2 separate regions of the Homo sapiens genome follow, and region 1 is linked to region 2. A link is a loop called in an ENCODE intact Hi-C map of the cell type or tissue named here. Cell type or tissue: heart right ventricle. All regions are shown on one strand. Each heading gives the region's core, and the rest is flanking DNA. Links, peaks and the distances in the headings are about the cores only. Region 1 has its middle 56 kb from the start of GMNC. Region 2 holds the start of GMNC (geminin coiled-coil domain containing).

Region 1 (15,876 bases), core at 5,215-13,214, 56 kb before region 2:
AATTTCCCAAACCTAAAGAAAGATATCTATATCCAAGTACAAGAAGGTTACAGAATAGCAAGAAGACTTAACCCAAAGAAGACTACCTCAAGACATAATAATCATACTCCCAAATGTCAAGGATAAAGAAAAAATCCTAAAAGCAGCAAGAGAAAAGAAACAACCTACAAAGGACTTCCAATATGTCTGGCAGCAGTCTTTTCAGCGAAAGCCTTACAGGGCAGGAGAGAATGGCATGACATATTTAAAGAGCTGAAGGAAAGAAAACTTTTAGCCTAGAATAGTATATCTGGTGAAAATATCCTTCAGACATGAAGGAGGAATACTTTCTCAGACAAACAAAAGCTGAGGGATTTCATTAATATCAGACACACCCTACAAGAAATGCTAAAGGAAGTAGTTCAATCAGAAAGAAAAGGACATTAATTAAAAATAAATAATCAACTGAAGGTAAAAATCTTACTGGTAACAGTAAGTGCAGAGAAAAACACAGAATGTTATAACACTGCAGCTGTGGTGTATAAACTACTGTTATCCTAAGTAGAAAGACTAAATGATGAGCCAATCAAAAATAATAACTACAACAACTTTTCAAGACATAGTACAATATAATAGAAATAGAAAAACACAAAGTTAAACAGCATGGGGAAAAAGTTAAGGCAAGTTTTTATTTTCTTTTTGCTTGTTTGTTTATGCAAATTGTGTAAATTTGTTATGTCCAAATAATGGGTTATAAGATAGTATTTGCAAGCCTCACAGTAACCTCAGAACAAAAACACAATAAATACAAAAAAATAAAAATAAAAAGCAAGATACTAAAATCATATCACCAGAGAAAATCGTCTTTGCTAGAGGAGTGAAAGAAAGAAGGAAGAGAAGAACACAAAATGACCAGAAAACAAATAACAAATGGCAGAATTAAGTCTTTACTTATCAATAATAACATTAAATGTAAATGGACTAAAGGCTCCAACAAAAAGACATAGACTAGTTCAGTGAATGAAAGAACACAACTAATTGATCCATTGCCTACAAGAAACATACTTCACCTATACAGACACACATAGACTGAAAATAAAGGGATGGAAAGAGATATTCCATGCCAATGGAAACCAAAAAAGAGCTAAAATTGCTATACTTATGTCAGCCGAAATAGATTTCAACACAAAAACAATAAGAAGAGACAAAGGTCACTGATATGGTTTGGATTTGTGTCTCCGTCCAAATCTCATGTTGAATTGGAAGAAGGCCTGGTGGGAGGTGATTGGATCATGGAGGTGGATATCCCCCTTGCTGTTCACATGATAGTGAGTTAGTTCTCTTGAGGTCTGATGGTTTAAAAGTGTTTGGCACTTCCCCCTTTGCTGGCTGTCTCTCACGCCACCATGTGAAGAAGGTACTTGTTTCCCCTTCCCCTTCTGCCATGATTTTAAGTTTCCTGAGGTCTCCCAGTCATGCTTCCTGCTAAGCCTGTGGAAGTGTGAGTTAATTAAGCCTCTTTTCTTCATAATTTTTCCAATCTCAGGTAGTTCCTTATAGCAGTGTGCAAATGGCCTAATACAGTCCTATATAATGATAAAAGGGTCAATGCAGCAAAAGGATGTAACAATTTTGAGTATATATGAACCCAACACTAGAGCACTCACAGAAATAAAACAAATATTTTTAGAGCTAGAGAAAGAGAGGCTCCAATACAATAACAGCTGAAGACTTCAACACCTCACTTTCAGCATTGGACATATCTTCCTGACGAAAATCAACAAAGAAACATTAGACTTAATCTGCAATATAGACCAATTGGATCAAATAGATATTTACAGAACATTTCATTCAACGGCTTCAGAAAACACATTCTTCTCCTCAGCATCTTAATCATTTTCAAGTGATATGGTTTGGCTCTGTCCCCACCCAAATCTCAACTTGAATTATATCTCCCAGAATTCCCATGTGTTGTGGGAGGGACCCAGGGGGAGGTAATTGAATCATGGGGGCTGGTCTTTCCCGTGCTATTCTCATGATAGTGAATAAGTCTCATGAGATCCGACAGGTTTATCAGGGGTTTCCTCATTTTTCTCTTGCAGCCTTCGTGTAAGAAGTGTTTTTTGCCTCCCGCCGTGATTCTGAGGCTTCCCTAGCCGTGTGGAACTGTAAGTCCAGTTAAACCTCTTTTTCTTCCCAGTCTCAGGTATGTCTTTATCAGCAGTGTGAAAATGGACTCATACAGTAAATTGGTACCAGTAGAGTGGGGCATTGCTGAAAAGATACTTGAAAATGTGGAAGCGACTTTGGAACTGGGTAACAGGCAGAAGTTGGAAAAATGAGGAAACCCCTGATAAATCTGTCGGATCTCATGAGACTTATTCACTATCATGAGAATAGCACGGGAAAGACCAGCCCCCATGATTCAATTACCACCCCCTGGGTCCCAGTCAAAAGTTTGCTGCAGGCGCAGGGCCCTGATGGAGAACCTCTGCTAGGGCAGTTTGGAAAGGAAATGTGGGATTGTAGCTCCCACACAGAGTGTCTACTGGAGCACTGCCTAGTGGAGCTGTGAGAAGAGGGCCACTATTCTCCAGACCCCAAAATGGTAGATCCACCTACAGCTTGCACCGTGCACTTGGAAAAGCTGCAGACACTCAATGCCAGCCCATGAAAGCAGCTGGGAGGGAGGCTGTACCCTGCAAGGCCACAGAGGCGGAGCTTCCCAAGGCCATGGGAACCTACCTCTTGCATCAGCATGACCTGGATGTGAGACATGGAGTCAAAGGAGATCATTTTGGAGCTTTAAGATTTGACTGCCCTGATGGGTTTCAGACTTGCATGGGCCCTGGAACCCCTTTCTTTTGCTCAATTTCTCCCATTTCAAATGAATGTATTTACCCAATACCTGTACACCCATTGTATCTAGGAAGTAACTAACTAACCTGCTTTTGATTTTACAGGCTCATAGGTGGAAGGGACTTGCCTTGTCTCAGATGAGACTTTGGACTGTGGACTTTTGAGTTAATGCTGAAATGAGTTAATACTTTGGGGGACTGTTGGAAAGGCATGATTGGTTTTGAAATGTGAGGATACGAGTTTGGAGGGGCCAGCGGCAGAATGATATGGTTTGGCTGTGTCCTCACCCAAATCTCAACTTGAATTGTATCTCCCAGAATTCCCACGTGTTGTGGGAGGAGCCCAGGGAGAGGTAATTGAATCATGGTGGCCAGTCTTTCCCATGGTATCTTCATGATACTGGATAGGTGTCATGAGATCTGATGGGTTTATCAGGGATTTCTGCTTTTGCTTCTTCCTCATTTTTCTCTTGCTGCTGCTATGTAAGAAGCTCCATTTTGGCTGGGCACAGTGGCTCATGCCTGTAATCCCGGCACTTTGGGAGGCTGAGGAGGGTGGATCACCTGAGGTCAGGAGTTTGAGACCAGCTTGGTCAACATGGTGAAACCTCGTCTCTAATTTAAAAAATACAAAAATTTAGCCAGGCATGGTGGCATGTGCCTGTAATCCCAGCTACTCGGGAGGCTGAGACAGAAGAATAACTTGAACCCGGAAGGCATAGTTTGCAGTGAGCTGAGATCATGCCATTGCACTCCAGTCCAGGTAACAGAATAAGATTCTGTCTCAAAAAAAAACAAAAACAAAAAAAAGTGCCTTTTGCCTCACACCATGATTCTGAGGTCTCTCCAGCCATGTGGAACTCTAAGTCCAATTAAACCTCTTTTTCTTCCCAGTCTCAGGTACGTCTTTACCAGCATCATGCAAACAGACTAATACACAAAGGATAGACCAGATGTTAGGTCACAAAACAAGTCTTAAAACATTCAAAACAATTGAAATAATATCCAGCATCTTCTATGACCACAATGGAATAAAACTAGAAATTAATAACAAGAGGAATTTAGGAAACTATGCAAGTACATGGAAATTAAACATTACATTTCTGAATGACTAGTGGGTCAACAAAGAAATAAAAAAGGAAATTTAAAAAATGTAAACAAATGATAATGGAAACACAACATGCCAACATCTATGTGATACAGCAAAAGCAGTACTAAGAAGGAAGTTTATAGCTATAGGTCTACATCAAAAAAGAGGAAAAACTTCAAGTAAACAACCTAATAATACATCTTAAATAACTAGAAATGCAAGAGCAAACTGAACCCCAAATTAGAAGAAAAGAAATATTATAATAAAGATCAGAGCAGAGATAAATGAAATTGAAATAAAAAATACAAAAGATAAAACAAAAAGTTGATTTTTTGAAAAGTTAAACAAAATTGACAAAAGATTACCCAGACTAACTAGAAAAAAAGGAGAGTAGGGGAGAGAATATTCAAATAAAGTCAGAAATAAAAAAGGAGACATTACAACTGATACTGCAGAAATTCAAAGGATTACTAGTGGCTACTATGAGCAAATATATGCCAATAAATTGGAAAATCTAGAAGAAATGGACAAATTCTTAGATACCTACAATCTATGAAGATTGAACCGGGAAGAAATCCAAAATCAGAACTGACCAATAACAAGTAATGAGATCAAAGCCAATAATAAAATTATCTCAGTAAAGAAAAGCCCAGGACCTGATTTCTTCACTGCTGAATTACACCTAACATTTTAAAAAGCACAAATAGCAATCCTACTCAAACTATTTCAACAAATAGAGGAGAAGGAATACTTCCAAACTTCCACTTGAGCGGATGATACCCCATTCCCCATGATGTGATTATTTCACATTGCATACCTGTATCAAAACATCTCATGTGGCCCATAAATATATACACCTACTATGTACTCACAAAAATTTTAAAAATTTTTTTGAAAACTTTATTAAGTATTTAAATTCACATTTCTGCCATCAGATACTCTCTCTCTCTCTTTCTCTCTCTCTCCTTCCTCCCTCCTTTGGAAATTACAGGTCATTCACGCGGTGCAGTGCAATATTTTACATATTTTAAGGGAATATAGATACCACACAAATTACAAAAGTTAAATTGTTAAATTGGATCTAATGAATTCATAAATTGAACTGTTAGGTGTTTTTTTTAGCCTGGAGTGCTCTGAGGAAATCACTGGTATGTTAAGAGCTTTTGAACCTAGGAAGTTTGGAAACTTCTGATATATATCTCACTGTGAAGAGAAAGGCAGTTGGTACCGATGGCTGAATGGTGGGAAAGGTACATGCGTCATGATTATATTGGTGTAAACCACAAAAATTACAATAACTAATAATGGCTAAAACAAATAGGAGTTGTTTTTCTTAAGAATCAATAAGTTCAGGATAAGGAGTTCATGACTAAAATGTCATCAAGGACCTAGGCTGTCTTGATCTGCTATAAGTAGTGTGTGACTTTCAATGTCACGATCCCAGCCTGGTTACTGCACTCCCAGCATTGCATCAATTATCCAGGAAGGAAACAAAGCAGCTAGAGGTGAACTGACAAACACATTCTAACAGTGAAGTCTGAATTTAAAAAAAAACACTCCCTTAGAAACTAACCTAGAAACTCCTCTTGCATCGTATATGATCCAGAAGAGGTTATGTGGTAATGCTTAATTTCAAGGGAGGAAGAGAAATTAATTTTTGTTTTCTAGACATTCGAATAGAGGAAATTATTTGGGAAGCAGGCAATAAATTACTTTTGAGCACAAGTAACATAGGAAACATCAGTATTCTAATATTTCAATATTATTTCACAGAAGAGCATATTGTCTATAAATGCGCTAATATCCTGTTTGTAAGTTAGCTGCTTTAGTGTAGCACAGAAGGAAGTGATGAAATGTTAAACATTGCTTTTTGGGGGAAGAAAATATCTAGCTTGAGTGCTAAATGAAATAAATCTTTACCATTATGTAGAGGTTCTGTATTTTGTGGTTATATCTTATGCCATCCTATAAAATCCTAATGATTTCTCATAATTTATTGCGGTAAAAATTGTCTGTTTGCTGGACTTTCAATTTTTTGAGCCCTTACCTACACATTGCATGAATAATGTCATATTCAACCAGACAGCCTTCCCAATCCCACCTCATGTACCTTATTGTATAATAATCAAACATCCAGATACGGAAGATTAGAAGATGTTGATGGAAACCTCACTATGATGGACGTTTAATTCACAGGTGAGGTTGGCTTTGCCAGTTTTGAGATAACTGATAAATGTATGAATTTTTGACAGCTGTCAGAATTTTGTGGCTAAATTAATAGTGAATAACTAACATGTTATGAACATGCCACATTTTGTAAGTAGACATAGATATTTAATTCATTCTTTGGACATGAGACAATATCAAGAAGTGAATTTAAGTCAGGGTTTACATTTTATGTACTAAGCTTAATGTCCAGCATTTGACAGGGCATTTATTATTTTGCTAGCTGAATTTCCTTTTAAATAACTTAGAATAAAAAGTACATAGGATGTATTGTGTGCTAGCAGTCTATGTTTGAACAGCTCTGTTTTACATTTGTTTCTACTAGAAGAGTGTAAACAACATCTATCTTTTTATATTTTTATGGTTCGTTTTTGCTTAAAAAACATAAGTTCAAGTCTTACAGATAATTACAAACAAAAATGGAAGCCTTTTTGTGCTGATGTGGGTGAGTACTCTTCTACTCACATCTAGAAATTATTGATAATGTCTTACAAACCCTTTTTAATATAAAGTTGAGCTCAATCATAAAATGTAAAGTTTTCAGAATCAGGAACTAAAGACAAAACTCAAAATCATGAGCTTACACAGTAGTGACCCATGAGATACTCGACTTCAGCTGGCATTCCACTGCTTATGGTGGGAAGAAGGCAGGAGCTTGGAGTTTTTCGCAATGGAAGAGTTGAAACTGGACCCACTTCAAGTAATTTTTTAAAAGTGTTTAGCTATTTAAATCAGTAAACACAGTGTTTACTGTAAATCTAATAGTATTTAGCTAAACAGTTAACATAATTGTGACTATCTAAAATAGTAAATTTACTGTTCAGTTAGTTTTAAATATATGAAGAATTAAAATGATGGCATAGAAGAAATAGAAATAAAGGTTTCTGAAGTCCCTGTTACATTTGGAAAAAGTTAAAAACGTCTGTTAAAATTAGACTTTTAAAAATTAAGAATGTATGCTGTACTTGCTAGGAAAAAACCCTAAAATAAGAAGGCCACGAGATGTAATTTCTTGTCAAAAGGAGTGGAAAATCATTTTTAAATATTTAAAAGATTCAGAAAAGACAAAAAAATTAGATGAAATTGAGTACAGATAAGGTGGACGCTAGGGTAGTACTATATTTAAATAAAAATGTGTCAATAATTTTATTACATGCAAATGACTAATTTCCAAATTCTAACTGTGGTATACATAATTATTATTGAGCTTTAAAAAGCCATTACTACCACTTTTAGCTGTGCAAACATGGGGAGGTTATTTAAAGGTCAAAGAACTAAATATCAACTTTTTCATCTGATCTTGTCTTTAAAATGCATGATTGCTGTATTAAACAAAATTAATAATTAAACATAACTGCATATATTAAAGCTCCCATTACAGTGCTTTGCACATATAAACATTTAAAAATTGTCACTGAATAATAGAATCAAAGGCTGGAAAGTAGCATCCATATTTTGCCACTTGATCTATAGTTTCTCAGAGCTTTTTGCTGCCAAGTAGTGGCAGATTATCCTCTTAATCAGGGGTCAGAGTTGAGCATGTTAGAACATCTTTTATGTGATTTGGGGATTTGTACCTATATGTAGTGCTCTACCTCATTTTAATCATGGGCTTCCAAAGATGTTTCTTCTCCCTTTGTACCGTAATCATGGTACATATATTTTTGCACAGTACTGTTCATAAGGATGTTGTTACTTTTAAAAACTGTAATCTCTTTGTTAACAATAAGCCTAATTTGAGTGAGTGAGAATTACAGTTATAATTCTATATAAATAGAAGAAAAATATTAGACAGAACACAGGAAATGCAACTTCAGTCCTAAGCATTACTGCCTCACATTATCTGCACAACGGTCTTGAGCAAATAATTTTTTTTTACATTGTTAAATGGCTTGAATGGGGATCACTGACTAGGTTGATAGAAAGACATGGTTCGATTGGTTTGATCTTGACATTACATAGAATTTTCTGGTGACTCAAGCTGCGAGACAATAGAATGAGCTGTGTTAGTATTTAATAATTTCTTTGCCAGTGGACTCTTCTCAAGTATAATCTGGCACATTCTTTAAGACGAGATGGGAGGAAATATCAGCCAGCTAGGGTCACTGCTTTTTAGCCTGTGATATTCCGCAACATCATTCTCCCATCTCTTCATGGACAGTTTTGCTATATAGTTTTGGGTATTTAAAACAGAAAGAAATATTTCAAGTTGATTGGATTCTAATGAAGTTAACATTATTTCAGTGATTACTATCAGCCAGAAGCCACAATATAGGAGCTTTTACATTATTGTTACCCAGGCTGAAGTGCAGTGGCACCATCTCAGCTCACCGCAACCTCCACCTCCTGGGTTAAAGTGATTCTCTTCCTCAGCCTCCTGAGTAGCTGGGATTACAGGCGTGTGCCACCACGCCCAGTTAATGTGTATATTTTTAGTAGAGACGGGGTTTCATCATGTGGGCCAGGCTGGTCTCAAATGCCTCAACTCCATGACCTGCCTGCCTCAGCCTCCCAAATTGCTGGGATTACAGGCATGAGCCACTATGCCCGGCTAATTTCTGTATTTTTAGTAGAAATGGGGTTTCACCATATTGGCCAGGCTGGTCTCAAACTCCTGACCTCAGATGATCCACCTGCCTTGGCTTCCGAAAGTTCTGGGATTACAGGCATGAGCCACCATGACCATCCTTTTACATTTATTTATTGAACACTTGTAATAACTCAAAAGATATTATTTTCACAATTTTATGATAACTTAATGACTGCAAACATGTTCATGATGTAATGTTGAGTAAAACAGTAGGAGATATTATGTATGATATGTTTCCAATTATGGAAAACAGTGATTCATCACACCTACTCATCTGTGTGTCCACACTACACACACATACACAATCACCACACACAGAAAAATTGTCAAAATTGTACACACTAAAATGACCATTGTGGCTATCTCTAGTGTCCGAATTATGAAGACCTTTTAATTTCTTTCTTGGATTCTTCTGATTTTCTGCATCATCTACAATGACAAGAATTATTTTCATAATTAGAAAACAGCTACTAGGTTAATGTTTATATAACTATTTAGAAAAATATATACTCAAGATGACAGAGAAAGTAACTAGCAGAATTCAGCAATGTTTCTTAATGTAATAGAGTTGAAGGGAGGGAGTTCACTCTTACCTAAAGCCCAGAATTTTGAGTTGTTTTTTTGTCCCATTATTTTTTTTCTAGGCAAGTTTCACTGCCATTGCTAGAGAGCAGGAGAAAGAATGGCCCATTTGTTTAGTGATGACAAATAGCAGCTTTGGTCCTTACCTGGGAGGCTGTGTCAACCTGGGCCTGCCTTTTGTGTATGCCTATGGGCAGCAAGTAGGGATTCAGTGTGGTAGCTGGAACCTGGCTGGGCTCCAATTTGGCGTGTGTCTATCATTGTTTGGGGAACACTTTGTGCCTGCTGAGGCGCACTCCTCTCTCAGTGACTAGAGCTAAAAAAAACAAAAGCTCCTGGTGCCAAGGCTACCGGCCTTATCTATAAATCACTTATTCTTTCTTCCTGTCTCTTCAAGGGTAGTTTGACCTTAGCTCAGTGCCTGTATAGGCACAACTCATCAATTTTTCACTGACAAGTTAAAAGACCAAGTGCAAATGGCTTCTCTGATTCCTGAAACAGTGTCAGTCTTACATATGAGTACCTTTTTTGACCTATTGGTGACTAGTACCTCCAAGAATATGTGTGTGTGCATGTACATGCTTGTGTGTGTTTACCACTCTGTACACATTACCATTAATCTAAATGTATATAAGAATTCATTTTACTTTTTGTTTTTTTAAGAAATCAGAGTTTCAACAATAGCCAATTCATTCCTGTCTATATCTCCGAATACCAGGATGAAATTTTGAAACAAAGAGAAAGAAAGATAATAGGGCTTTTGTTTCTAATTTTGATTTTTAGTGGAGAAAGTCATTAGTGATTACATAGCTTTACTTATACACTTATAGAGGTAAAAATGAAGACCAGAGAACAAAAGAAGCACTCGAGGTCATAGAGCTAACTCACTGCAGAATACACTAACGTCTTAATCTCTTAGACTCTTTACACCAAATTTTTCAGGGATGGTTATCTTGGTATCATGAAGCACTTGCAAAATGTAATTATATAATCCATCATTATTATTATAATAACTTCCTTAGGAAAAATGACTGGAACCATTAACAGAGATTATCTTGTGGAATAAGATTGCAGGTGATTTTATTACTTTTGCTGTTATCCGAATTTTCTAAAATTTCTATATAAATACTTGTTACCTTAGTGATAATATACATTTTGGCATTTATATTAGCCCTCATTTTCTGAGTGTTCTGCTAGGCGCTTCACATGGATCAGTTTTGTTACTTAATTTTTATAAGCCATCTCAATAATAGGTTCTTGTAAACGTGTATTGAACATAACAGAATCCAAAGGTAACACGACCAAAAGGTTACTCTAAAAACGTACCCTTTCTACTCCTACAATTCTTCTTGAGATGCCTGCTTGACTTCAAGGGCAATGTTCTCCTAGTAACAACAGGTGATTCCAGAGAGGGCTCAAATTTTAATGCTTTTCTAAGAAGCCACATTAAAGTATGAAGAGGAAAGTTTCTATTCTAAATGGGTCTACATTGCTCTCAGGTCACTGACCAGGAACATTTACCCCACAGAGTCAGCAGAGAGGCAGCTGTTCTGGTTGTTTTTTAAATCTGTACAAATAAACAAAGACTTAAAGTGATCAATTATATTTGTACCCATTAAATACTAAACATGAAAGTCTTCAAAATGAATAGTGGAAGCGGAGGAATTTGGTGGTAGGTTTTATGTCTCCTTTTATTTACTAAGATGCCCCCACCCTTTTTGGCTTGCTGTCTAACACAGGACTCAAAGTTGCAAATTAAACAATAGACATCAATTATGCTTTGAGGGGCCCCCCAGCTTGCAACCAGTGTTAATAACTAACCATGAAGACTAAGTATCACTCACACAGACCTTTAGAAGTAATTGTCTCTGTTTCGTCTGGGACAAGAAGGAACACGACTCCCTGTGTTTGGTCCTGCTCCAGCTCATACTTTGCAGTGATGACTTTTGTGTCCAGCATTGGATGTGCCTTACATGTTTCTCATGAGTTAAAATCCCACAACTCATCTTGAATGCCTTTCTGGAGCAGAATAAGATTTAAGGAAACCTACAGGTAGGAGGCTTCTCTTGTAGAATTTGCAGCTCTGGGCTTCAGGATGCTCACCCCTGAATGCACATAGAAGTTGCCAGTGTGTCTTTTGGCCTGCTTCTTGTCTCCTGTAGCTTTTGGGTCTAGAAACAGATATGGCTGTAGTCATTCAGAAACCAAAAAAGCTGTCCAGAGACACATGAGATCATTCGCCAAGCACTACACTCTGACCCTGCGTCGCCTCACTTTGGAGCCAGGTCAGTGAGTGTTGTCTCTTGTACTCTTCTAGGAACTCAGAGTTATCCCCTGAGTGGGGAAGGCTGCTGACCATCACTAGCGTCTTCCCTGGACCTGCTCCCTGACAAATCCACATGCTCTCTGGATTTTGAGTGGCTTGCAAAACTCAATAAAATTCCACCTATGCCCCCAAAGAATTCAAGTGTAATATTAGAGTTAGTAGCCACTGCTATCATCACTGTCAGGAGTCAGAGGTGATAAAAGCTGTTTATGGTTCAGAACCAGATTTATGGATCCACAAACTCTCTGGTGTAGCCTAGAAAAGGTAAGAGAATACTTCTCACCTTTGATATGCAGTCGAAATCTCCAGTCCTTTATTTACGGAGGAGAGTGGCTATTTTTGAACACTAACACAATGACTCTGGCTTTGCTGCCTAACTACGAGGAGAGTTCCAATTTCTACCTGGGCCCAGACCCCTGATTACTGCTCGATGATCCCCTAGGTTATCTCTTCTTTGACCTCCATGACAACAAACCATTATGTGGGTGGTTAGCATTTGCCTGTCTCTGGACCCTGATGTTAGCCTACTACTCTTTTTCTATTACATGTAACTGGCTGATCTTTCATGTCTGCTTGTCTCCCATGGACATCCAAATAACCATCTCTCTGTTTCACCCCTGGTGGAAAAAACATGAAAATCCATGTTTGTGATCTGTATTTGTAAGTCAGAGAGCAGCTTTGTTACCATCAAATGCTATATTTTTATGATATTGACATCCTATAATCAGAATCATTCTTTGGAGCACAGATCAAAGAGAAAACAGAAAGCCACAACAGTTCCCAGTACTGTAATTACAAAACAAAATAAACAAGCAAAACATATGTTGGGCGTTTCATATATTGGGGTACCTGTTCAGTATCAATGTGATACCATGAGTAAATTTTTGTTGTTTCTATTTTGGTCATCAATTTTCTTATCTATAAAAAAAGACAGTTGCACTCACTGTTCTCCAGAGTCCTTCTGAGCACAACTCACCTAAAACCCCCTTTTTAAAACATCAAACTGTATATTAACAGCTAACCTTAAATGAGAAGATAGTCAGGAAAACCAAGTGTGTAATTGTGGCTTGGAGGATGGGATTAGGAGTTGCCCCAAACTGTCCTGTGCTTCCTGTCTGTATCAGCTTCGGTGAGTGCAGAAAAGACTGACCGTGTCTGTGAACACTCACATAGATGTTTTGACTACTTGGTGGTGAGCACACCTCTTTCAGGTAGGATAGGCTCTTTCTCTGAGTCACTGACCAGCCCTTGTTGACTGTAATCATCAGAGGAATGAGAATATTATCCACGGAAAAAGGGATTATTGTTTTTTTCCGAGGATCACAAAGAGACTTGTAAATAGTCCTTTAATTCCATTTTTCTCAACTCAAGAAGATACCACACTTGTAATTCCTGCCTGCAACACAGCTTGGATTGAATTGTCATGAAAAGTGCCATCTAATTTCAGTAGCTAACCATGACTACTAGTGACACTTGTATGTGTTTAGCCTTTCACTGATGTTTTTACATCTATTATCTCACTTTATCCACAGAATAGCACACCAAGGCAGGTGCAAGAGATATGATCATTTAACCGATAAGGAAACTGAGACTCACAGAAGTAAAAGCACTTGTCTGGGTCGCACAACTAAAATCTGGATTTTCTGACTCCAAATGGTGATTTTTCTTCACAATCTCAAATATGGAGATATTTTATATTCTTCCTGATGTCACAGTGCCATCTGTATTCAGTAGCTATTGACCATATATTGTAAGTTCAGATATTATAGTCTATTACATGCCTCTAATAGTACACGCAAAAGCAAGTATGTCATCATGGCGTTCCTCTTTATAATACAAAGTCACTCAGGTGCATCTCTAATAAACGGGATGGTTTCTTGCGGCGGCTTTTGCTAGAGTTGCCTAATACCACCCAGTCAGGGAAAAGGTACACTGGGCAAGGAGGGCTAACCCTGTGCTTCCACTGGAAACAAGCCTAAATCTTTGTACACGTCCGCTATTGATTCCTAATTATCACCAGGAGATGGCGCTGTGCATTAGTAAACATCCGGCTTACAAAAGTACAGGGTTTCAGGGAAAGAATCACTGGGGAGATGGTAAATGAGACAAATGTTTGTGAGGGAAAAAATATTGAACAGCTGATGCAGGACGAAGGCACATTTGTGGGATTTAGAAGATGGAGTATAAAATTGTGACTTTTTCATGAGGCATGTAAAACAATTATTTTGCTGTTACTTATTAGAATATTGCTGGAGAGTCAAATCAAACAGAAATTGTTCTATTCAACGCAATGGGTAGGTGCTCAGTAATACGGGCGAATGTTTGCACTCTGTTGACATCAACCTAGCTCTAGAAATGTTAAATGATTATCCAGTTATTTCCCAATCCGAGAGTTCTTTCTTCTTTGCCCAAACTGCTTACTCCAAGCTGTGTCAGCTATGAAAGTAACCTTTGTCTCTTACGATGATCCTCCTTGTGCTTATTTTTGTATGTAAAAAATTTTAGGCTCATAGCTTTTTAATGAATTTAAGAAAAAAAAATGTGTTCTTGTTTATGTTACTGTTTCAATGAGAGTGAAGTGTTTTCACATCTTGCAGACTTAGAGCCCCCTCGATTTCATCAAGGTCTTGCAGTCTGAGGGTCTAGCAGTGTTGTAGTTTCAGTTTCAGATATACGTCTAAGATTTTTTATTTTTGAGATCTCATAATCTTGCAGTATTTATTCGTAGGTTATTACTTAAAAGAAAGTCCCAAACAAGTGGCCAAGAAATTTAAAAGAAAGTTAAAATGAGTCTAATTAAAGCTGAAATTAACGAAAATTCTGATAACATCAAAATTTTAGCGTTTTGGTGGCCCAAAGTATTTGGGGGCTGAGCCAAAAAGAAAAGAAACAACTACTTTGATTCCTAGTGATTCCATTCTAAGCCCTGCCAGATGGATTAAAGCCACAACATCTCTACAGACATTTCAAATTCTGCTTGAAGCAACAAACTGATCAGTCCTTTACTCTAGCTAACAGAGGAAAACAGAGGAAAGTGGATCACTTCTTAGAGAAAAAGAAACAAATAAAACTATATATATAAATATATGCAGTATATATATTTTATGCATTATACATATTTTATATATATTCATATATTATATAGTATATATACTATACTACATATATACTGTATGTACTATATACTATTATATATAGCATATATGTAGTATAGTATATATACTACATATACTATATATAATATATAGTATATATAGTATATATACTATATGTGATATATATACTATGTATATATGCATTACTTCAGTATTTCCTTTTATACAATATATTAGCATAAAATGAAAATTATAAAACATGAATAAGTAGGAGAATATGACCTATGACAAGGAAATATTCAGTAAATAAAAAGACATTTAACAACCAAATGTTTGAATTATTAGACAAGAACTTTGAAACAATCATACAAATATATTAAAGAATTTACAGGAAAGGACAGATATGATGAGTGAGAAAATAGGACATTGCCGGATAAACCTGAAAGCAATTAAAAAATAGAAAATCTAGAACTAACAAATATAGTATCAGAAATAAAATTATTGAATGTGATTAAAAGCAGATTGAACATAACAGAAGAATGTATCGGTGAACTTTCTGTTTGTTGAGTCAATAGAAATCATCCAATATAAAGCACTCAGAGAAAGAAAATACAGAAGAAAATGGACAAAGTCTCAAGGACTTCCGAGAAACTATAAATTAGTCAAATATAGGTATAAATGGAGAGCTGTGAGGACAGAAGAGAGGACACTGAACAAAGCAGCATTTGAAGAAATAATGGATACAAGTTTTCAAATATGATTTCTGAAAACACAATTTATAGATCCCGGAAGCTCCAACGACAAATTCCAAAGACAGTGAGTGCAACAAACAGAAAAAACTATACTTAAGAATTTCCTAGGAAAGCTGCTGCAAACTAAACATTAAAAAATACAGTCATGCATCACTTAACCATGGAGATACATTCTGAGAGATGTGTTGTTGGTGATTTTGTTGTCATGCGGACCTCATAGTGTGTACTTACACAAACCTAGATGGTATGTTTACTATAAACCTAGGCTATATGGTATAGCGTGTTGTTCCTAGGCTGCAAACCTGTGCAGCATGTTACTGAACCGAATACTGTAGGCATTTGTAACATAATGGCAATTATTTGTGTCTCTAAACATAT
Region 2 (15,876 bases), core at 2,689-10,688:
AAAATTATTAAGACTGACAGATAAAACTGCCTAGTTATTATCACTTAGTAATATAATAAGTGTCCTTTTATGGAATGGTGGCTGGAGTTAGGAGCCCAGGAAAATAGCCTGGCCTATTCTCTTAAAATATTCTCTTTTTAACAAAGGCAACTGAATTGTAAAGAAATCAAATCTAGTGTCTTCTATTCTCTGAACTGCTCTATTTAGTAAGAGTAGCAAGAAGCATCATCAATTTAGATCAAATAATTTCAAATAATGCAGCTTGTCTAGAAGTATGGAAAAGATTGATGATGAAAGCATTAATGATAACATAATGGCAACTAGATAATAAAAAATTGAAAGGCAAAGAATTGAGCATGAACAAAAGAAGACTACTGGCAAGTTATTTATCCTTGAGTTAGAAATAGCTCATTTTAAAAGTGGAGAAAAAATGTGAATTAAATGATAATGTAATTGTGTATGCCTAATTGCCTAATATAATTTGTAAATGCCAAATCAAGAGATTTGGGCTCAGGCAATATTCACAGCATTTTAGATCTAGCAGAATTTTTAAAAGATATTTTAGACCATCCATTACAGATGAAGTTAAGTGAGGATCTAAGTAAGAATGATTTGCCTAAAGTCAAACAGATCATTAAAAGAACTGAGTGTCTTTTAGATCTGCTTCCCGTACCAGCATTCCATCCATCTAATTCTGCCTTTTGATTAACACTGATTGTCTCAGCAACCCCCACCCTCGACTAGCATTTGATTTTTAAGCAACTTCTTTTGTAACATAAGACTGACATCTGCAATCTAGGTACTTCAGAGAAATGATAGATAAAAATTCTTGTGAAAGAGCCGTTATTTCCTTAAGAAAAACCATCCATCTTATAAATGCATATCAAGATACACTGTTTAATCAAGGAGTTTTACATAAATCATTTCCTTTCTCAAATCACTGCTTTGTTCTTATAAAGTAGATACATACATCATACATACCTTGGCCTTTTCTTCAAGACATTTAACCAAAGCAGAATTCAGGTATTGTCTGAGGTGATTATTCTCTTCGTGTAACCTGGCGAGTTCTTCTTCCTTCTGCACCAGGGTATCTTGCAGCTACAAAAAGCAGACAGTGGTGAAGGCTGCTCCACTATATTGACTTTGTAACCTTATAATAATGCCACTGCTCCTTAACTGCCTTAAACTTGATGATTGTTTGTTGTATGAACACAAGCACAGGGAGCCCTCATCCTGAGAGGCCTAAATTAAATCTACATCCCCCTAATGCCTAGTTGTTCAGCTTTGTGCTCTGAATGTTCATTCATTGCAAAGCATTTGGAGAGATTATAATAGACTTTTAAAATTGTAACCACAAGCGAATCAGGTAGATATGAAGGAAAATGAGCTGCATGCAACTGTTTAAATATAGAAAATGATGTTTAGGAAGATGTTGCTGGACTCCTTCCTTGCACTTCTAAATAAATAAATAAAAAATAGAGGTGGGTCGCCTTTTTTCAGCCTCAAATGGACCTGTCTGTATGTCCACTAGGTTAAATTAAATATAGAAAATGATGTTTAGGAAGATTTTGCTGGACTCCTCCCTTGCATGTTTAAATAAATAAATAAATAAAAATAGAGGTGGGTTGGCTTCTTTCAGCCTCAGATTGATCTGTCTGTATGTCCACTAGATTAAATTATCCTTCAGGGGCAAAACTGACACAACATGTAAAAAGCAATCTTAGGAAAATATTTTATAATCATTATGTCTTCTCCAAGTATTAGCTATGCTTATGGTTTAAAAATACTGTCACACTCATTATATCATTCGATCTTTTCAAACGCTCTCTGAGATAGGCAGTACAAGGTTTACAATTCCATAAATGAGGACAAGGAAAAGGATTCAAGGTCATACGGCTAAAATGTGTAAAGTGAGAGCTTGACTGCAGGCCTTTCTAGAGTGTCTTGCTTGTTTTTCTTTTCTCTGACATTGATCATCTAACTTTGATCTCTCTTTGGACACACCAGTCACTTTGGTTCTAAACTGAGTCAGCATGAATTTCAAAAGGGAAAAGAAGCAAGATATTAGCAGTGGGGAATGGACCACATAGAACATGACCAGTCTCAATGTTCTGACTTACACATACCTGCTTATTTCTGTAGAGCTGAGAGGAAAGCTGAGCCTCTTCCCATGAGCACAAGTCCGGAAGAGGAAAATTTGAGTCACTGAATGATTCTGTGAAAATACAAATAGATAACTGAGAAAATAATCTTGTAGTTTCTGTGTAATAAAGAAACTTATCAAATCAAATCAGAAAGTTTAATAGGTTCAATTATTTTTCTTAAACAGCTATTGCTGCCATACAGGAAAACAAGACATTTAAAGTTTTTTAGAAAAGGCAAGCAAGCTGTGAGAGACAAATATTTATATGCTGTATGACATAGCAGTTAAAAAGGTAAATTTTTTTAAGCAGTAAGGGGTCACATTCTTGCCTAATATATGTATTCCTGCTGGATAAATTAAAGACTGTCCAGTCTTTGTCATTAATTTATGCAAATACTTATTGATCTCCCCCAAACTCGGCATAACATTGTAATTCCATTATGTTTTTCTAGTTTTTATCTTATTTTCTAAGTTTTAGCACTTGATAATGTACTGTTTGGCTCTATAATTAAATTCTAGTCTGTAATGCTACTAGTTTCTCTGCCTGTCTGCCTGCCTGTTTTAATCTAACGGACTGTATTTATTTGGAATTTTATGTGGTAGCACTTTCTACTTTAAAACAATTTGGACCTTGCTTCTTTGAAGATCTTAATGAAAATCTCAAAACTGTGCCCAGACCTTATCTGTTTCAACTGTCCTAATCTGTATATTTTATAAATGTTTTTTCAAAGTGCCTTTTCCCCCCATATTTGACAGTCAGCTCTATCTATCAATAAAAAACTATGGTTGGGCATACTAACCAGGTCTACTTTTACTTTCTTTTCTTCATCTAGTACAGTTTAGACTCTTGTCCTTCTCTGGTTATATTGTTGATACTGAAATATTTTTGATTAAAGTGAAATGATGAGTAAGGAGATAGGAATAAAATGGCATAAGTAGTTTGGGTTCACATTCTTGGGCATTTTGTTTTTACTGTTGCTTGTAGTGGAAAGCTAATATTCAACAATGTCCTCCCTGACATTTAAGTGTGCTTTTAATATTTGGGGTTCCTTTGTTTGTGTCTTTTTAAAAAATAAAACAAATCATGTAGCAGAACCAACAGTATGGATATTTAATTCTGGGGTGTCTGAGAATTCTTTAAGAAACTTGAGTGTTTAACACAGACATTTCTTTAATATTTATAAATACTGCTGGTATGCCACAGATCAAGATTAATATGTCATTTTACATCAATGCTATAGTTCTCTCCAAAGTTGAAGCTTTTTGTGTGTGTAAAAGGGAATCCTTTTTCAACTTCTAACACACTATCCATGGAACTTCCTCTATGAAATAAAAATTAAGTTAGTATTTCTTGCTTTTCTCTCAAACTCAGGGAAACTTTCCTGAATTCCAAAAGAAGTGTTCCAACTGGTATCCTCATTCCAAAGACATTCTGCTGGTGTGTTGTTTATAAAACTTTGATCCAGACTCACACTCCCTCAGTGAGATAGGACTCTCCAAGAACTGTAAATTGTAGGGAGAAATACATGCTATCCAGTGGGCAAGGTAAAGAATCCCATTTTCACTATTTGGCAAGTGTAAAGCAGCAGGCTTTATGACTGTAAAAATCAGGAGTCCTTGGGTTTACTTAAATTTTCCATATCGTCCCTTATTCTAGAGTCCCAGCCCATGATGCTCCGCAGCCACGGGTATGGAAAAGAGCTCCAGATCTATCAGGGAAGCAGAAGAGCAGAACTTACCCTGTGCCTGTGGTGCTTGTTGGAGCTCTCTGTTGTCCAGGAGACCAGCAGCCCAGAAAGAGACCCAAGTCTCCGTGGAAACGTCAACACTAGATTCTGACGTTGTAGTGGAATACGGGCAATTATAGCTCTGGCCTCCTACAAAGTACTGGTCTTGGCAAGGCAGAATGGTGTTCTGTGAAATTCAGTATGGGGGGAGTGAGGGGTCCCAAAAGATGGGGTGATGGAGATTTAGAAGGGGGAAAGGGTGGGAGAAATACCGAAATTACATGCAGTGAAATATAAAGAAAAAAAATCAGAAAAGGTGTTAAGTATAGATCCATATTAATTTTGGGGTGGTCAAATTATAATTACTAAAAGGGAATGAGTTTCTTGGTTTACCCAGAATTTCCCTTAGGCCCTCTGAGCAAAAGAGCAGACTAGCATTGAATGGGTGAAATTTGTACATATCCAGGAGGATTGTCTGTTGCAACGACCAGCCCATCTAATAGTCTACCCAGATCTAAATAAAGGGAATTCTACTTAATGATTCAAAACCATAAGAACTATTTGGTTCTTTCTGCAAATACCTTAATTATATTTCTAAAACTCCTGAAGGACAAAGAACGCAGAATGCTAAAGCTGAAATGGATGTGACATAATATAGACTAACGTCTTCATTTTTGTTTCTGAATCATACTTGCCTTATTCCTTCCTTTTTCCTCCGTCTGACCTAACATACTGCTGGCTCATAGTCCATCAATCTATCTGTCTGTCTGTCTGTCTGCCTATCATCTATCTATCTATCTATCTATCTATCTATCTATCTATCTATCTATCTATCTATCTCTGTCCCAGAGATAATTAAAACATTTTGCTCCCAACACTAAGCACAGGACCACAAAGCTGCTCCAAGTAAACGTATAATCAAAGCTGAAAGAAGTTCGTTAGCAAAGACAGCAAGCTCTAGTTCTGTCCATCACTAGGGCTCAGTGCCCCTCCAAAGTTATCTTGCCATTAACTGGCATGTATTCTCCACTGTGTTCTGATCCAGTGAACACTCTCCTGCCTTCCACTTCTTGAACCTCAAACACACAGTCTTTCCATACGTCCAGGCAGGGGCAGGTATGCAGCCTTCCTGGGTTAATTTGTACAACACCAAATTTAAATTATTTGTCAATGTTTAATCAGGTAAAAGCCATTCATTTTAGCAGAGCCCAGCTTTGGAAAAACTCTTTTTGACTACTACAGGGCTTCTTTGGACATTAACATAAACAGAGAGAAAACAAATAAGAAGAAAAAAGAGAAAAAAAAGTTAAGTCAATTCAATCGCACTTTGTTAATGTTCTCGGTAAATTAAGTTTTGAAAAATTCCAGTTCTGAAGCAAGTCCAGCTTGGGCAGTGCAGACCAAAGAAATTCAGCCAAAAGTTTATCAAGTGCAATTTTCTTTTATTTTAAAAGCATGTTTGCAGACTCTTTCCCTGAGGTTTTTTATTTTTTATTTTATTTTTTGGAATCAGAGCTAAGCTATTATGCAATTGATACCTGAGAAGAAAACAAACTTCAAATATCCCTAGACAAGTTCATGTCCAAGTGTTTGCAAATATATGCATAATCTAGAGGAAGAGGTAGAATGAAAAGTGAGTGCAGGTGGAGGGGGAAGTTGGGGAGAAAGTAAGGAAAGTAGTAATAACAGAAAGAGAGAGAGAGGGCGAGAGAGAGAAAGGAGAGAAAGAAGAGGGAGAGAGGGAGAGAAAGAGAGAGAGAGAGAGAGAAAGCAGATAGAGGATACTAAAAGAGACACAGGGCAGCAGAGAGGATCTGTTTTAACTGGCGGGTAGCGGAGAAATCTTGCTCCGAAGGTGGAATAAATTCTAAATGCAAAGCTTATTAACTTTCAGAGACCCAAGTTTGCCAGCGGACTAGCTAACGCCAGTTCCTCACTTACCATCTTGCAGTGGAAGAAAGCGCTGCAGAAACTGAGCCCACTCAATTTTTCAGTAAAACCAGTGGGAGCTTTAAATGAGACTGAGGGGAGGAGCTAGGAGAGGCGAGTTCTAATCTGCGGGAGCTCCCGGTGACGCCCAGAGCTCCCGGCGAGCGCCGCTCTGTGATTTGGTGAGAGGCTGTCAAACCGGTGACGTGAGCCAGGAGTCACCCAGCAGAAGACAAAGTCACTCGCGCTCTGGGCGGCCACCGCGCCGGGACCAGGGACCTGCCGATCTGGCCACCGGCCGTGGGGCAGAGGCAGGACCTCCGGCCCTCTCGCTCCGGGTGCGCGGCGCTGCTTCACACCCGGCCCCAGTGTGGACTCGCCGCGGGCGGGGAGACGGGCGGGGAGACGGGCGGGGAGACGGGCGGCGACCCCGCAGCCGGGACCGAGGCGAGGGCCGGGCTCCCTCCCGCTCCACGCGCAGCGCGGGGCAGGGCCGAGCCGGGCCGGGCGAGAAGATGGTCCAGGTGCCTGGACGTGGGGTAAGAAAAGCCCAAACCGGCATCACAGGGGTCAAGGGACTCTTTAGGGAAGCCCATCTAACTGGCCCCAGAGTTAGTATGCTTCCTGTGTATTTTTTTCTGGCTACGCGATAACAATATTAACTTGCTGTATGACGTTGTCAATTGACTTTTTTTTTTTTCTATTGGGTGTGTCTTACTTTCCCCTATTTCTGAAATGAGTGTTAAATATGGAGGTGATATATATCCATCCTGGAATGTAAGCTTCACTGGAATAGCAATTCCTGTTTATTTTGTTCCCTGCTGTCTCCAAAATACCAGAAACGCTTTCTCACATGTAATAAGTGCTCAACAAAGATTTGTAAAAACAATTAATTAAGTTACAAATTTCGGAATCCAAGTATCTTTTTATATTGTACCTTTCTTCACATTATAATAAAATAAATGATTATAATTAAGAAAACTTGGTGTATGTTAATATCTTTCAATTAAAGCATTTGATTTCCTGTCTTTTCTCTTACCTTTTATTCTCACAGTTCCTATTATATCTAGAGGAGAAAGAGGAGTAACACCATCTTTAAAACCATTTAGCCACCACTAATAGCCAACTTTTATTTCAACTTACTAACGTAATAGATATAAAGCAATTTACATTAACCCTGGGAGGTAGGTACTCTTATTGTCTGGTATAACAGGTTGACTGATGAAGCACTAACATTAAGAAATTTCACCAATGATTATACAGTTAAGAAGTAGCAGACTTGGGATTTAAACCCAAGCTGGCTGAAGCATCCATGCTCCTAGCTCCATGTATGTGGTATCTGACCCACCTTGGCTTATGTCCACTGCACATTATAGACATTTATGTAATGGTTACTCTTATGGGTGGGTTGTGTTTCCCCAAATTCATATGTTGAACCCCTAACCCCAAAGTTACTGTATTTGGAGATAAGGCCTTTAAAGAGGTAATTAAGTCTAAATAAAGTCATATGTGAGACCCTAATCCAATAAAACTGGTGCCCTTATAAGGGACACCAGGGGTGGCACACACACAGTAAAGGCCATGTAGGGGCACAGTGAGAAGGCACCTGTCTCCAAGCCAAGAGCAGATGCCTCAGGGGAAGCCAACAACCCTGCCAACACCATGCTCTTGAAATTTCAGCCTCCAGAATTTTTGGGGGAAAAAAAAAATTCTGTTGTTCAATCTATCCTGTCTATGGTATTTTGTTATGGTAACCCTAGCAAACTAACACCAGACAGGGAGTAGGAATTGAGAAAACTTCTGAGCCTGTTCTGCACAGCTCTTTCTCTAAAATACTTTTGACTGTTATTTATTTTTCCTTGAACTATACTTATGACCCACAGCACTTAACAAGGTGACTAGCACACAGCAGATACGTATTAAGTGCTCTGTGTCCAAATTTAAGAAAAGAATAGATGATGAAGACGAAGAAGGTGCCAGACTTGTTGGGGCCCTTTCCTCCTGTTCCAATGCTGTTTATTTGCAAGCTTTCTTTTTTTTTTAGACGAAGTCTTGCTCTGTCCTCTCTCACCAGGCTGGAGTGCAGTGGCGCGATCTTGGCTCACTGCAACCTCTGCCTCCCAGGTTCAAGCGATTCTCCTATTTGTAAGCATTTTTAAGTGAACAGTACCAGGTTTGGGTGTCACTGCCTGGAAAATAGGTGAACTGGCTTATTCTACATGGACTCATTTCAGAGAGTGACATGAGTGGTCCCCTCTCCGTCCTCACTGCATATTGAGCAAGGATGCACTGGCAGTATCACCCTGACATCAGAAAAGGAAACCGATCAAAACCCATTTAAGTTGTAAGAATCAGTGATTTTGCTCAGGGCAAAGAACTCATGTTTGTAGTCCTCCCAACATAGAGTCTGTCTGGCAAAACCCCAGTTAGTTTTGTGATGAGCACCAGGAGCAGAAAAAAAAGGATCCAGTTGTTTTACTTTTTTGTAAGCTGTCACAAATGAGACATGAGCCTCTGAGAGATATAATTTCTTGGGCCTGAAAATGATACAAAATAGGCAATTGAGCAAACACAGTATGAAAACAGACCATAGGCTTTCAATCCAAATATACCTGGATTCCAATTTCTTCTCTACTCTCTGAAATTGAATCACCTGGAATTATATTATCAAAGACTCTAAATCCTCAGTTAACTCATCTGGCAAATTAGGAAAGCAATACATACCCAAAAGGTTTATTAAAAAGCTGACCACTAATGCTTACAAAATTACTATTTTACTGTCTATGTATTCATGATGTTAGCTCTTCTTACTATTAGATATAGGGAATTCTGCCTTTGATCATATGCATGCTGCTGTGCTTTTTTTTTTTTGGTAAAAGCAACTATAAATGAGAGGTACATTTGTAAAATAACGTGTTTTTTTTTTTTGAGGGCTAGACATATTTTTCAAGAGTCTTTGATGACCTTTAAACACACAAGTGTTTTACAAATCATTAACTACTTCAGCTTACTAGGAGTGGGAGTATAGATAGTGATTCAGAAACCCTGAAGTTAAACAGTGAAGAAGTATTAACAACTGAACATAAATCAGAAGATAAAGCTTTCTTAAAATCGTAACAGATGGAAAATATTTTAAATTCTTCAAATTTGATTTATGTACATCTTAAGTATAAGCCTAATTATTATTATTATTATTGGTTTGACAATTTTTTTTGAAAAGTGCATCAAGTAAACAATAATGTAAAATCTTTTGGCAGTTTTGTTTTCATATGTATGCATGAAGTGCATCTTTCTTAGTGTGTAGATGTAACCCATATAGATGATTTTCTTCTGTGAACAAGAAGATCAGTTGAATACTGCCTTTTGTATTGTGTCTAAAGGGATAGTGTTAAGCGGTAGGTGACTAATAACAACCTAGTTGTTGAGCCATCGTACCGCCCCCGCCAGGGCAAAAATATATTAAAAAAGATAGGAGGTAATTTGACCTGCACACAAACCAAATCTGCAGACAGGAAAGGTAGAGTGTGATCAGAGGTAGACCTAGGAGACAAATAGATTGGCACATGGACTGTTCATGCATTTCATCCCCGGAGAACGCTTTATTTGATTACCCCATTCGTGGATTCTGTAACATATATAATAAAGAACAATTTTTAATTTCTCTTTACAAACATAGCTTTTTCTCATAGCTTCAATAGCTGACCCTCCAGGCAAAACACAAAAACAAAAACACAAAAACAAACAAACAAAAAACCCACAGCATTTCTGCTTTCACTTGTAGGTGAAGAAAAATGTATCCTTAGAGAAAATTCAGTGCAGTAGATGGTTTTCATTGTAAGATTTAGCATTTGCATTGTTTAGAATATCTGGAGAACCATGACAGATTCAGTTTGTTGACCCGTAGTTACTAAATGTACCCCCACCAAAGTGATGTGCAGAAATCAATCATGTTGATATTGATAGAGACTTGTCTACTACCTACTACTACCTGCCAGTAACATAGCTTTCTGGTAGCCTTCATGTATGTACTTATTTATGCAGTGGTAAAAAACTGTTTCTACATGAACAAAAGGCATTGAAGAGCAAGTCAACTGTTAATTCTGGCATTAGAAAAAGTCAAGAAAACTATATCAGGCTATTGGCCAGGAAACAGAAAGAACTTAGGTAACCTAAAAAGTGAAATGTTCCATTTGGGCGTAATTCAGATGAGCTCTATATGGAAATGTGATGTGTGTATGTGGAGATTTATAATACTGTTTTATTGGATGTTTCAGTGAGAATGCATTTTAATAACTTTAAAACTATCTAGTCCTTTATTTATTGACTCATTAAGTGATTGCTTAATTTTTCAGTTATATTTTATTGCATTTTATTAAGGAAAATTACATACTAGAGTGATATTCACAACTTTCAAGATTCTCAGTCTAAGCGCATATATTTTAAATATCACCTATCTACTTTATATTTTTCTGGAAAATGGATACAGATCTATATTCATTGTGCAAAATGAAGCAAACCTTTACTGTAGTTGGTAGCATTGCTTTATGGCTTTTCTCGTAAGATAACACTTCAAAATAATATTTGCAGGCAAGCTGGAGTAAATAGTTGAGGATTTTCCTGCCTGTTGACAGCAATGTGAATCCCCTAAATCCTACCAGGCCAGCCCCAAGGACAGGAAGACTCAGTATATCAAAGGCCTGTAATCTATTGTGCCTTACTGCATTAGTTGGGAAGCTCTTCTCTGTATAACCTATCTGGCCAGATTGGAAGAAAATAATCTCAATACTACTATGAAAATACATACAAAACAGTAAAATTTAGTTTGTATTGCCACAAGGTTAGAGATGGAAACGGAAATAAAATAAAACAAATACAGTTCTACTTCCCTCACTTTATCCCAACTGCATTAGAAAATAATTACAATAAGGCCAAGCCTGGTGGCTCATGCCTGTAGTCCCAGCACTTTGGGAGGCCAAGGTGGGCAGACCACTTGAGACCAGGAGTTCAAGACCAGCCTGGACAGCATAGTGAAATCTTATCTCTACAAAAAAAAATTTAAATATTAGCCAAGTATGGTGAGGCACACCTGTAGTTCTGGCTACTTAGGAGGCTGAGGTGGGAGGATCACTTGAGCCCAGGAGTTTGAAGCTACAGTGAGTTATGATTGTGCCATTGCACTCCAGCCTGGGCAACAGAGCAAGACCCTTCCTCTAAATAATGATAATAATAGTTGTCATAATTAATATACATCAGAGGCATGCTAGTCCAATTATAATTTGAAATAAAATGAATTTCTGCTTCCGGAGCACCAGTATTTCCACAAAGTTGGTTTTTGTGCTTTCATTGCTCATGAAATGCGTCTTAGGGATTTTTGATGGACAGATGAATGGATAGATTACTGACAAAGCATTAAAGTTCTGAAAGGTACATTGGCACTGGACATGGCATCCAATTTTATTCTGAAGATAATAGAAATGAAAGGGTTACTGCCTAGTTTCTTTAAAAAAACTTAATTAAGAGTGTAATAGAAAAATAGGACAACTGGGACCTAATTCGTCTAGCCCTGAAATTATCAGACAAACTGAAATAATGTGACTTCTCTCATGAAAAGAAGACAAAGAAATACATTTAAATATAAAATGTTAAGCTATACCGAAGCTATAATTTCATGTTTTTTAATCTATAAAATCTGTGAAGTAGTAACTGAATTTTTATTAACCTAATAATTTGTGGCAAAATTATCTAATTTACCAACTAAAACAAATAAAAGAAATTTACTTAAAAATTGTATTAGATTGGTGAAACTTGATAATTTCTCTGTTTTCTACATTTAGTCTTCACAAAATGAAAGCATAATGCCAACCTGTAGCCAGTGGAAGTATTCGTATATTCTAAAACAATATTAGAAAAATACATAATTGCTATGAAATTCGTAATGCTAAATGTCATTAAGATGAATAAAAGTATCATAATAAAGTACTCTGTCAACAATAAAGTAAAACTCCAGAAACGTCTATGATGTTAGATAAAGAGGGCCATGTTGAAAACAGTGCAAATAATCTTTTTGTTTTCTTTATCCAACCAGAAGCTTTTCTGCTGCCACCTTTGGGATAGCGGTATTAGCACTGCATGACCAAATCACAGCCAGTAATGTTAAACTAACAAATGCATTTCAACAGCTTCATTTGTAGATAAGAGGACCCCCAAAGACAGGCAAGCAAATTGACTAAGGTCTTTAAAAAATCGTTTATTGTCCTAGAACACAATTGGGAAAAACTCAAATTGCATATTATAGAATTGCATATTTTAAAACATTTTTATTAGCAGTTATTTTTGTGTATTCTTTAGTAACAATTTATACATATCTCAATATGTATAAATATATGTGCTTATATATTTGCATGTATACATATGCATGTATATGGAGTAATCAGTGAAGTCCACTGCCTTGAAATATATACAGATGGAAATGTACAGATGCTGGGAAACGAAGACTACTCTCTGCACCTAATTTTTCTACAAAGGGGCAACAATTCCTAGGAGAACAGATTTATTTGATTGGTGAGATTGAAAGAAGAAAAGGAAGAACTTTTTTACCATTTTAATGTAATTGTCTACACGGCACATGCTCTCTCTGCTTCTCCTGAGGAAAGCTGACAGAGTAGGCTCTGACCCAACTGCAGTTGTGTGTGGCCACCCAGTGTCACCATGATAAAGTGAGTAAATCTATTTCTATTCAGAAGTGCATATTAGGTAGCCTACTAAAACTATGTGTGTGTATATATATACATACTATACATAAGTGTATATATATATACACACACATATATAGTATAGTATATATAGCAGATGTATAAAATATATGTTATAGTAACTGTGTGTGTGTGTGTGTATATCTTTAGTAGGCTATCTAATACGCATATGTGTGTGTATATAGTTTTAGTAGGCTACCTAATATGCATTTATAGATATGTTGTGTTTTACAGTCAAGCTTTTATTTAACGATAAAGATAACTCTTATTCCCAAGTATCTGTCTTTTGTGTCTATTGCTTTTTTCTTAGCTCAGGAGAGAAATAAGTGCTATAAGCGTGGGTTTTTGTGTGTGTGTGTATGTATATATCTTTCTTTATGTATGAAGAATCATATATTTTGTCATAAAACAAAATAATCAAGAGAAAAAACGTACCTATAACATTCATCCATCTGCAAATATATTTCAAAACTTTAAAATATCCATATCCTTTAAGCCAGTAAGCCCAAAATAATTTATAAAATTATAAAAATAATACATTTGAGCAAAAATAATGTACAACTTTGTTTATTGCACCATTATACTGAACATTTGTGAACGTTTTAAAATGTTCAGTAAGAAACTGTTTAAATAAATTACAATATATATCCATAGTACAGATTGCATATTTACAGAACATGTTTTTGAAAAAAAAATTAAAGACGTAGAAAAATGACATTATGTTACTTATATTAAAATGTATGCAAATATATTCATACATATTAAAAAGCAAAGGGAAAATATACAAGCATGTTAATAGTGTTTATTGTTTTGTAAGAGAAATGTTGTGACAAAATTATTGAAGAGGTTAAATAGAACTAGTTCCAATAGTTACAATTACCAAATTGCCGGATTTCAGTTTAAAAAATAAACGTTTGTAACTCTCAGTACTATGTAAACATAGAACCTGATACCCTGTAACTGGTGAGCTCTTTGTCACTAGAGGAATTCACTAAGAGGGTGGATTACTGCTAGTCTCATATGGTTTATATTATACTCATACACCAATAGTGCCAAAAAGATATGCTCCTTAAAATTATTTCTAATTCTCAGAACTCACAATTTAATACGATTTTGAGATTAGAAGTCTGTCTTTGTAATTAATTTCCATGCATATCTTTAAACAGACAGGAGAACTTCTGGCTCTTTTTTATATAGGGATAGCTTTGCTGAGATTTAATAGAACTTCCATGGCCATGAAGGGTGATCAGGAAGACAGGAAGAAGCAGCCGTGAGTGAGAAGGCTGATAGTAGAGTAGAATCATTGCTAATCTCCACTACTATAGCATTCTTTCTTTCCTCCATTCTGAGTCCCTAGGTTCTCAGAACTGGTCATGAAAAGCAGGGAAGCACATTGAGTGAGAGGATATATTGAGTCTATTCCAAATCTTAAGGGTTTAAGTTTTAGGAAAGCAAAAAAGAATTTTGAGTGCAGGACCTTCATGGGTCATGTTACACTAGGTCAGAACTTATCAGGGTTCAAGGGGAAGTTAAAAACCACCAAGTTGAATCTTCCTCCCACACTGATGTTTTGATTATGCCTTTGGGAACTTCGGAGTGTGAGCAGACAGATTTGAAGAAAACTGAAAAATACAGTTTAAAGGGGCCTATAGGAGGGTGGAGAGTGGGAGGAGGGAAAGGATCAGGAAAAACAACTAAGGGGTACTAGGCTTAATACCTGGGTGATGAAATAATATGTACAACAAACCTCCATGACACAAGTTTACCTGCATAACAAACCTACACATGTACCCCTGAACCTAAAATAGAAGTCAAAAATATATATAATAAGTAAAAACAAAGAATATGAAAGAAAATGCATCAAAAGGTGAACAATCAGAAGAAGAAAAGAATGTGAAGACAGCTTTGGTTAAATCTTTGTTTTGCTGAGACTAGTAAACCACAAATAAAATATTATACTTTTGTTCTTTGTGGAACAATGTTTTGTTGTCTCATCTTTTGCCCTCCTTTAACTACCACTTCCCTGTAGGCATCAGCTTGCACTATTCCTTCTGCATTTGAAGTGTGACTATGCCCTAGATGAAAATGTATCTACTAAACAGAGAAAATGCTACATAGATGATGGAGCTCAAAAAGTACTTATTCTACATAAAATCAGAGTCTGAAACAAAAACTCAAGGCAAAAATTATAGGGCCACAGATTGATGGTCAATAGTTGTAGTTAATGGAATTGTCAAAAAATAAACAATTTTTCTTAAGTAGTAGGTTTTCCATTCCTGAAAGTGTTCCATCAAAGGCCAGATGGCAGACTTTAGTGAATACAAGCAGGAATTCATTCAAAGAGTAACTGAGCTCTTCTTCAATTTTATTCTACATTATATAATTACTGTGGATAAAGCACTGAACAGAAGAGACATGGCTGTCTTGATGGTGTTTATACTTAAGGGAAAATATTACACACTTATATATGTAAACTAAAATAGTGATAAGTGCAATGAACAAGGAATTGTAGGGTGCTGTGGATGTGTTGACCTGTGCTCCTACCCATTTGACCTGGAGGAAGGAAGCTGGGAGTAGACTGAGGTGTCAAGGTATATTTTTCTGACCAAATGACATCTTACCAAAACTTGAAGAAAGAGTAGGAATTAAACCGGTGGAGAGGGAGAGGGAGAGAGAAACATACAACAGAGAGGACAAAACACATACTCAATGGTCCTGATACGTATATCAGAAATGAAAGCCGTGGTGAATAATAGGGCTGGAGCGATAGGTTAAGACTAGGTCACGCAGGTGCCATGCTCTATCCTATGAGCAATGGAAAGTTATTGAAGGGTTTTAACTAGGTACGCGAAGGCAGATTTGTTTTCAAAGCATCAAATATTTGGTGAAATAATGGTCTTTCAAATAAATATGAGAGTCTACAAAATAGAGGCATTTTCTCCAATCAAGTACTTTGGACAATACAGGTTCCCAAATGCTTCTGCAAAACCAGCTCTCATTTAAAAACAAAAGAAAAAAGTCTTTTAAAATTGATGCTCTTTTATTCCCAAGGATTTAGAACTTTGAATTCATAATTTTTAGAACAGAAGGGGACTTTCGAGATGATCCCATCTGATATTCTCTCATCTCCTGAGACCCACCTGGGCGGTTAATGGAGTTGCTAAGGACCAATTTTTAAGTGAAGAGCTAAACCAGAAACTGGATCTTCGAACTCCCATCTAATCTTGCCATTAATCAATGTTGTTCTTTTGTGGATAGTTAGCAATTTTAATAATTCTTCAGTATTTATTAGGTATTGTCATTTTAAATATGAGATCTTGGGATA

Evidence for each region. Hi-C counts contacts between places; a loop is a spot of excess contacts. Peaks named below come from ENCODE experiments on the same cell type or tissue, not always from the same donor. Only the 100,000 strongest peaks of a DNase experiment are listed, where the experiment ranks them.
Region 1: a loop joins it to region 2, with 3 times the contacts of the local background. A loop is called at or near these places in 10 of 110 quality-filtered maps.

The regions. Positions count from the first base shown.
Region 1 is chr3:190,798,315-190,814,190 of GRCh38, forward strand. No RefSeq gene overlaps it. Among named protein-coding and RNA genes, the nearest start is that of GMNC, 56 kb to the right of the region's middle. In heart right ventricle, for the core only: no CTCF peak of the experiment used is centred there; a DNase peak (open chromatin) is centred at 9,557; H3K27ac peaks cover 2,257 bases.
Region 2 is chr3:190,856,802-190,872,677 of GRCh38, forward strand. It overlaps GMNC (geminin coiled-coil domain containing), which reads right to left and starts at 5,893. Exons shown (of 5, transcript NM_001146686.3): 1 at 5,812-5,893; 2 at 3,883-4,057; 3 at 2,127-2,215; 4 at 982-1,098. The coding sequence starts at 5,814. In heart right ventricle, for the core only: no CTCF peak of the experiment used is centred there; a DNase peak (open chromatin) is centred at 6,010; H3K4me3 peaks cover 2,347 bases; H3K27ac peaks cover 1,922 bases.